Regions from separate parts of the Homo sapiens genome. Here region 2 is linked to region 1. Evidence: chromatin contacts called from ENCODE Hi-C or POLR2A ChIA-PET data. All regions are on one chromosome and are shown on one strand. Each heading gives the region's core, a stretch centred on a gene start or an enhancer-like site at or near the end of the contact. The rest is flanking DNA. Distances are from core to core; before and after follow the strand shown.

Region 1 (4,286 bases), core at 1,335-3,834:
CTGATTGGTATATTTACAATCCCTTAGCTAGACATAAAGGTTCTCCAAGTCCCCACCAGACTCAGGAGCCCAGCTGGCTTCACCCAGTGGATCCCGCACTGGGGCCGCAGGTGGAGCTGCCTGCCAGTCCTGTGCCGTGCGCCCGCACTCCTCAGCCCTTGGGTGGTCGATGGGACTGGGCGCCGTGGAGCAGGGGGCGGCGCTCGTTGGGGAGGCTCGGGCGGCACAGGAGCCCACGGAGTGTGGGGAGGCTCAGGCATGGCGGGCTGCAGGTCCCGAGCCCGGCCTGCGGGGAGGCAGCTAAGGCCAGGCGAGAAATTGAGCACAGCTGCTGCTGGCCCAGGTGCTAAGCCCCTCACTGCCCGGGGCTTGCGGCCCGCCGGCCGCTCCGAGTGCGGGGCCCGCTAAGCCCACGCCCACCCGGAACTCGCGCTGGCCTGCAAGCGCCGCCCGCAGCACCGGTTCCCGCCCGCGCCTCTCCCTCCACACCTCCCTGCAAGCTGAGGGAGCTGGCTCCGGCCTTCGCCAGCCTAGAAAGGGGCTCCCACAGTGCAGCAGTGGGCTGGAGGGCTCCTCAAGCGCGGCCAGAGTGGGCTTCCAGGCAGAGGAGACGCCGAGAGCGAGCGAGGGCTGTGAGGACTGCCAGCACGCTGTCACCTCTCACCAGCACTTTGGGAGGCCGATGTGGGTGGATCATTTGAGGTCAGGAGTTCGAGACCAGCCTGGCTAACATGGTGAAACCACATCTCTACTAAAAATGCAAAATTAACCCAGCAGTAGTGGTACGCGCCTGTGATCCCAGCTACTTGGGAGGCTGAGCCAGGAGAATCACTTGAGCCTGGGAGGCAGAGCTTGCGGTGAGCCGAGATGGTGCCACTGCACTCCAGCCTGGGTGAGAGAGTGAGACCCTATCTAAAAAAAAAAAAGGAACAGAATACTGATACTAGTACACAGATAGACCTCACAAATATCACACTAAGTAAAAGAAGTCATATGCAACAGGACACCAAGTGAAGTGTATGCTTCCATTTAAATGAAGTGTCCAGAAAAATCAAAACTGCAGAGACAGAAAGTAGATTAATGGTCACCTAGGGTGGGGATGAGGCTGGCACAGAGTTACTTTAGGGAGTGATGAAAATAGTGTAAGATCTGATTGTAGCTATGGTTGCACAGCTCTGTCAGTATACTAACATTATTAAATGGTACACTAAGAAGCTTAGAAGGAGTGAATTTACAGTATGTAAATTATACCTCAATAGAGCTTAAAATAAAATTCAGAACACAAGTAGACAGAAAACCCTAAGCAGCAGCAAATTCCTTCACCTTCTCTTGCCTTTCTGCGTCTCTCTAATGCCCCCTATGTGCAGAGCCTCAGCAGGAAAAGCTTTGCAGCTGGGAAAGCAGAAATTTGCTCATGAAGTTCCAGCCTCCACCTCCCAGAGCAGGATAGAGCAGGTTAATTTGAAGCAGAAAGACAGTTACTTAATAACTGTTGCAGGAAGGTAAGTGCTGCCCAAAAGAAGGAGGGTTCCTGGAAAAGGGCTGGAAGATTTGCCAGGCAATCTGCACAATAAAATTCCACATCAGAGGGCCTGGCAGGCTGGGGAAAATGGGCAGGAACTCAGACTCAAAATCCTGGAGAAGTGGGAACCTGTAGAGTGCGAGAGAGACTCTGTTGACCCCGGGAGTCAAAGGGCAGGGCAGGTGCTGATAAGCAAGGAGTCAGGGATTGGGGGTGAAATGGTTCTGAATCTGAAGACTTTGTGGACAGGGAGCACCTTGTTCTAAAAGACATGACATCCTCAGAGTCAAGGAGCATGCCAGTCTCACCCATGGCAGGGGAAACTCTTCCCAGTGGTGTGGGTTTGTGAGAGCTACGGGGTCTGAAATACTCCCATTAAAGGGCTCATTCATTTGAGATCACCCCTTTCCACCCTTACAAGACGCAAATACTCTTAAAATGGCAGCCCGGGTTTTTATCAGTCTAAAGTATGTATTGCGTGACTACCATGTGCCAGGCACTGTGCTACTTCCCGGCATTTCTAAATCACTCCTTCCCCTGACAGGAGAAAACACCGGCAGATGAGAGGGATAAGGAAATCGAGATAAGGAAAGTTCCTGAACGCCAAAGCGTCTGGACACTCAGGAAAGTCCAGCCTAGAGACACAGAAAGTGGATCTGTAGTTGCCGGGAGTTGGGGTTCAGGGGGCAGTGACAGGAAGTGGGCATGCGGTTCCTTCCTGGAGTAATGGGAATGTTCTGAAATTAGGTGGTGGGGATGTTGCACAACCCTGACAATAAACTGTATCAGCAATCATAGATACAGTCACTAAACTGTGCACTTAAAATGGGTGAATTTTATAGTATGTACATTTCCCTCAATAAAGCAATTTAAAAAAAGGAAAGTATCTCAAAAGCAAGTGTTTAGGGACACGTGAGTAGATAAGGACAAGATGTCCACTGAGGACTCAGCATTCAGCCAGCACAGGGGCTGCGGCCATGAAAGACCTATGAAGCCGATTTCTACTGCCACACCCTCCCTGTTGCAGCTGTGCCGGGGCTGCCTCTGGCTGGGCCTTCCTGGTGGCCCTGAGGGAGAAGGCATTGCTTATCAGATTGGTCAGAGTTTCCAGACATTCATCTTCTCCCTTTACTGGTGAGCAGGATCATCGCATGCTCAGTCCCACATTCCTGCCTGTCTCTCCCCACTATCGCTGTGCCTGTGAGGGAGGGTGACTGAGAGTCAGCCCAAGGGCAAGCCCTGGCAGGGAGCTCTGCCCTCAGGTTCCTTTTTCCATGCAGCCTGAGACTGAGATTCAGGTGTAGGATGAGGCTGTATGGCTTGTGGACGCCCACCCAGCTTTTACCACCATTCTGCAAAGAGGTTACTGGGTTCTGGCTCAGCTATTAATAAAATGGTATATTCATTCCTACTCTGTACTTGTCACTTTGTGTGTGTGAAAAATAAGGCAGCATTTGAGCATTTCTGGTCTCTTGCTATAAAACAATCAAACACCATCCAACTCTCAGCTATATTGCCTTAGAGCATTCCAGGTTGAATTAACGATGTGCTTAATTGTAGCTGTTGCAAATTCATATACTGGTTTGCAGCAGTAGGGCTGGACACTTACAAATGAGCCTGGCTATTAACTGACCAGTGATTCTAACACTTTAATGTGCATACGCATGACTTAGAAGCTCTCCCTAAAATGCAGGTTCTGATTCCGGAGGTTGGGATGACACCCTGGATTCTGTGTGTCTAATAAGCTTCATGTGTTGGTGTCCTTGCTGGTGGTTCGTGGACCACAAGTTGAGCAGCTTGCATCTAGAGTTTCTCTGCCGCTATGAAGCTTCTGCTCCTTCTCCTGGAGCATCCACCTGCACAGGAAAGGCCAGGCCTTTTCCCAGCAGAAGCTCATGCGACCCACTGGGCTCTCTGGGTGTGCACTGAGGGACTCTAGGCCTCGACATCAGGTCCCGGCTCCAGATCCTGCAGTGGCTGCAGGTCAGAATCATAGCCATAGCAAAGGCAGCAGCTGCCTCACTTACCACCCCCCTCTCACCCCCCACCCCGCCTCCCACCAGCAGAGAATGTAAGGAACAGCTGATTAAGCAGAAAGGGACATGCTCCAGCTGAGATCAGCCATTCACCAAGGACTCCCTTAGTCGGGAGAGGACAAGCGCCATATGTCCCCTGCTCAGCACCTTTGAGGTCTGACTCCTGCAGGTGATGGGCCCTGAAGTGCTGCCAACAGCAAACAAGACAGAATTTGCTGCTGAAGGCAGAAAAAGCCACCCCTGAGCTCACTTTGCCATTGCCTGAGCCAGAGAACATGTGCTTAGCATCACTAGGTGCCTTGGACACAGACAGAGGTGATGAAGACCAGGTTCTTGTCTTTGGGAGCCCACTACCCTGGGCAATGTGAAGTGTAAATACCCGTGGGCCATGGCAGGGTAAAAAGGAGGCCCCAATACAGAGAAAAACTGCTTAGGAATAGGGAGACACATGCCAGTAGGGAGAAGAAACTCCCTTGGAGAGGGTGGCATCAGAGCTGTGTCTGAAAGTGTGGGTAGGATCATAGTGGGTGGAGATGAGCGGAGAGAGAGATCACAGTCTATGTGGGAGGAAATGTAGAAGGGGGATGTTGAGCGCATGTCTGAAGAATGGAGGGTCCGTATGTGCCTTTGATAAGGAAAGAGATGTGCAGTGCACCGTGCCCGTTAGCATCTGCTGTGTGCTACACACTTGGTGGACATAGTAGAGGCTACAGGAAGTGAAAGAAAAG
Region 2 (4,286 bases), core at 693-3,192, 56 kb before region 1:
AGTTTCTTGCCCTGCAGTGCCCCTCTCTGCAGGAGTCTATTTTCCCACACTGTTGACCTCAGGAATGACCATATTACTTGCTTTGGCCAATAACTGATGTTGGTCATTTTTGTGCAAAGTTTTAGAAGTTAAGGCACCCTTTGCCTTGTCTTTTTCCTTCTGCCACGAGATTGGTGATATTTCAGATAGAGGTTAGGTTCTTCCATCAGTTTTGGTTCTGGAGTCAAGATGGTAAAAAGCAGAGCTGTGGTGGACTCATGAAAAACATGCATGGCCAGGCGCCGTGGCTCAGGCCTGTAATCCCAGCACTGTAGGAGGCCAAGGTGGGCAGATCACTTGAGGTCAGGAGTTTGAGACCAGCCTGGCCAACATGGTGAAACCCTGTATCTACTAAAAGTACAAAAATTAGCTAGGTATGGTGGCACGTGCCTGTAACCCCAGCTACTTGTGAGGCTGAGGTGGGAGGATCGCTTGAACCTGGGAGGCGGAGGTTGCAGTGAGCTGAGATTGTGCCACTGCACTCCAGCCTGAGCAATAGAACAAGACTCCATCTCAAATAAAAAATAAAAAATTAATAAAGGCTGGGTGCAGTGGCTAATGCCTGTAATCCCAGCACTTTGGGAGGCAGAGGTAGGCAGGTCACCTGAGGTCAGGAGTTTGAGATCAGCCCTGCCAACATGGTGAAACCCTGTCTCTACTAAAATACAAAAATTTGCTGGGCGTGGTGGTGTGCACCTGTAATCCCAGCTACTCGGGATGCTGAGGTAGGAGAATTGCTTGAACCCAAGAGGCAGAGTTTGCAGTGAGCCAAGATCGCTCCACTGCACTCCAGCTTAGGCGAAAGAGCCAGACGCTGTCTCAAAATAAATAAATAAATAATTTTTAAAAAGAAAAATAAAAATAGAAAAACATGTAGTGCGAACAAGAAAAAAATCTCACACCTGTAATCGCAGCACTTTGGGAGGCTGAGGTAGGAGGATTGATTAAGGCCAGAAGTTTAAGACCAGCCTGCGCAATACAGGACAAATAAATAAATAAATGAATAAAGTTACTGAGGTTTGGAGACATTTATTACTGTAGTATAACATGGCCTACTGTGACTGGTACCAATAAGGAAAACTTCCACAGGTTTTCTTCCATATTTTTTTATTGTATAGACATTTTGGAATATACATATACTTATGTATTACTTATAAACTAATTTTTAAAAATTGACATCTCAGGCCGGGTACAGTGGCTCATGCTTGTAATCCCAGCACTTTGGGAGGCCAAGGTGGGTGGATCATGATGTTAGGAGTTCGAGACCAGCCTTACCAACATGGTGAAACCTCATCTGTACTAAAAATACAAAAATTAGCTGGGCGTGGTGGCATGTGCCTGTAATCTCAGCTACTCAGGAGGCTGAGGCAGGAGAATTGCTTGAACCCGGGAGGCGGAGATTGCAGTGAGCTGAGATCATGCCACTGCACTCCAGCCTGGACGACAGAGCGAGACTCTGTCTCAAAAAAAAAAAAAAAATTACATCTCAGCAAAATTACAAATGACCACATGTCAAGGGCCTTCAGGATTGTTGACAATTAGAAACTGCAAAAGCAAAATCCTGGAATTCCAAGGGCAAATTTGAAGTGCCTGCCTGAAACATGACTGCATGCCAACACACTATGTAGTGCTGTGAGGAGGTAAGAGGTATGTTGTCAAGCCAGGGACCAAGAAATATAGTGGTTAACTAGACAGGTGAGAAATCTTCTTGTGTATATTAGAGGAAGGACATTCGGGCAGTCAGCGTTCCACCTTCTAACTGTAGTGCTGAAGCGCATCCCAGTAAATGGTGGGGTCATAGTGGTTGCTTTTGTAGACATTATGAGATGTTGTTCTTCAGTAGTAGGGATTAAGTTGCAATGATTGCTGAGTCACTGTTGTCTGAATGTGCCGGCTCTTCAAATGTGTCCTGAACACAAAGAATTTGAGAACCCCTGACTCAGGAAGTAGGGCAGGTAATTATGCATAGACTCTTCTTTCCTGGTGGCTGCTGCCCCTCACCTGAATCTAAATGCTCAGCACTTACTCCTTGATGGAGCACCTGTTCCATGGGGGCCAGGCCTCAGCAAACCTACCCCCAAAAATCCAAGGAAGCTGAGAGGCTGAAGAAAAAGGCTGACATATCCAGTTCCTCAGAAATATACACTTAATAGGGACTTACAAACAGAAGCCATGTCTGTGTCTCAGGCAGCAGTGAGGCAAGATGGTGGATCCTGCACCATTTATTCTCATGACCAGGGCTTATATAATACTGGGAAAGGGTATATGTGATTCAGAATGTTTGTGTAGAACAATTGAAGTCCTATAACATCAAGGTTGTTTTGACCTCAGGGCAGGATTTACAGTAGGTACCTACTCTCACACAAGAAACATCAAATAAACTGGAAATCTTAGAGGACTTCCTAGAACAAGGGTTAATCAGAAGTTAAAGTGATGGATTAGCATCCAAGTTGGAGTTGCTTTGGCCTCCACAGCACCTCCTCTTTGTTAGGCGCTGGAATTGCTGTTAGCAATACAGACACAATTCTTGCTCTCAAATGCATAGCCTAGTAGAGGAGACAGATCAGTTATACATACATAAAGGCACAGATAACAGTAATAGCAATAGTAACCCTTTCTGAAAGGGGTAGTCGTTTTCAAGTATTTATAGTTCACACATACACACACAAACCAACCCAGCAAGCCCAGTATAATTTCCCTACTTTTACAGATGAGGGCATTGAGATTGGGAGAAATGAACTGGCTTCCTTAGGTTCCAACAGACCATAGGTAGAGGCTCAGCCTCAAGTTCTTCTCGTCTATGCAAAGTGACCTCCTGTGCAAAAGGATGAGTAAATAATAGCATCAGAGTGAAACAAAAGGCTGTGAGGCACAGAAGATATCAAAACTTTAACCTTGAATCAAAACTTTAACCTTCAGAGCAGGATGCAACAATCCAGCTTTTTGTTTACTTTGTTCCCAGAGGTTAAAGCAGACCCCGGTGAGTGGAGTGGCCTGGAAATCTGACTTTGGTTAGCTATGGTTAGAATTCCTTCTATTTCTGCCTGCATGCCCGCCCCCTTCTAGTACTGGAAGTAAACATCTTACTTGATAGGGGGATGGGGTTAGGGAGAAGGAAAGTCCTCACAATAGGTCTGCTGTTGTGCAAAGAATTCTACGAGATGCAGATTTAGACCAAGGCAGTGGGGGCAGTGGGGGAAGGGGTGGTGCCAAGGTCCCACCCATCAAGTCCCTTCTGTGGCTGAGGCTGAGAATTGGTCACATATATTTGCCATCAGCTAAGTGATCTGTTTAACGTTTTTCCTGGTTAGGCTCTCAGCACAGAGAAATATCCTAGGAGATCAAGCTCAGTCAGGTCTGTTCTCTGTTACTTAAGGGAGTTTAACCTGAACAAGGGTTTAGCAGGGCTCCCAGTCCCAAGACCATTTTCGTATGGGTTTATTTTCCCACTGGCAGGGTGAGTGAGAACAGTGAGTGAAGTTTTCACCAAAAGAAACCAAAAATCCAAGCAAGAGGCCTTGGTGGTGGTCTCCTGTTCTGGGCTCTGCTTTAGGGCTGAGGTCTCAGCCTTTGCACCACAGGATCCACAGGACCCCATGGACACTCAACAGAGGCAGTGGAAGCCAGGGAAGAGACATTCTGGACAACCTATGGGATGGTGAGCGGCTCAGCTCTGTATTATGAATGGAAGTCAGAGGAAAAAGAGATTTATAAGAGTCTTTTAACAAGTGCTCCAGCTGACTAAAATGGTAAATAAAGACAGAGAGAGGCTGAGTGCGGTGACTCATGCCTGTAATCCCAGCACTTTGGGAGGCCAAGGCAGGAGAATCACTTGAGTCTAGGAGTTCGAGACCAGCCTGGGCAACATAGTGAGACCTTGTATCTACAAAAAATAAAATTGTCAGAGGCAGTTGAACTAGAGCAACTCCATCTTGAATAGGGGCTGTGTAAAATAAGGCTGAGACCTACTGGGCTGCATTCCCAGACAGTTAGACCTTCTAAATCACAGGATGAGATAGAGGTCAGAACAAGATACAGGTCACAAAGACCTTGCTGATAAAACAGTTTGCAGTAAAGAAGCCAGCTAAAACCCACCAAAACCAAGATGGTGATGAGAGTGACCTCTGGTCGTCCTCACTGCTACACTCCCACCAGCACCATGACAGTTTACAAATGCCATGGCAACATCAGGAAGTTACCCTATATGGCCTAAAAAGGGGAGGCATGAATAATCCACCCCTTGTTTA

Evidence for each region. Hi-C counts contacts between places; a loop is a spot of excess contacts on that map. ChIA-PET counts read pairs that join two places held with the same protein, here RNA polymerase II (POLR2A). Pooled maps may share reads with other maps.
Region 2: a loop to region 1 is called in a map of Caco-2, with 2.2 times the contacts of the local background. The contact joins two enhancer-like sites. A Hi-C loop is called at or near these places in 3 of 168 maps with a recorded cell type or tissue (Caco-2, PC-3 and endothelial cell of hepatic sinusoid), 1 of 37 single-sample maps with no recorded cell type and 2 of 50 pooled maps. POLR2A ChIA-PET finds 5 or more read pairs at or near these places in 3 of 52 experiments (A673, PC-3 and activated CD8-positive, alpha-beta memory T cell).

The regions. Positions count from the first base shown.
Region 1 is chr14:71,163,734-71,168,019 of GRCh38, reverse strand. No RefSeq gene overlaps it. Among named protein-coding and RNA genes, the nearest start is that of SIPA1L1, 150 kb to the left of the region's middle. Within about 2 kb of position 2,584, at least 5 of the 41 ENCODE cell types and tissues checked have a DNase peak (open chromatin) inside an H3K27ac peak, as active enhancers do.
Region 2 is chr14:71,219,572-71,223,857 of GRCh38, reverse strand. All of the region lies in intron 1 of LOC105370706, which reads left to right. Among named protein-coding and RNA genes, the nearest start is that of SIPA1L1, 99 kb to the left of the region's middle. Within about 2 kb of position 1,942, at least 3 of the 41 ENCODE cell types and tissues checked have a DNase peak (open chromatin) inside an H3K27ac peak, as active enhancers do.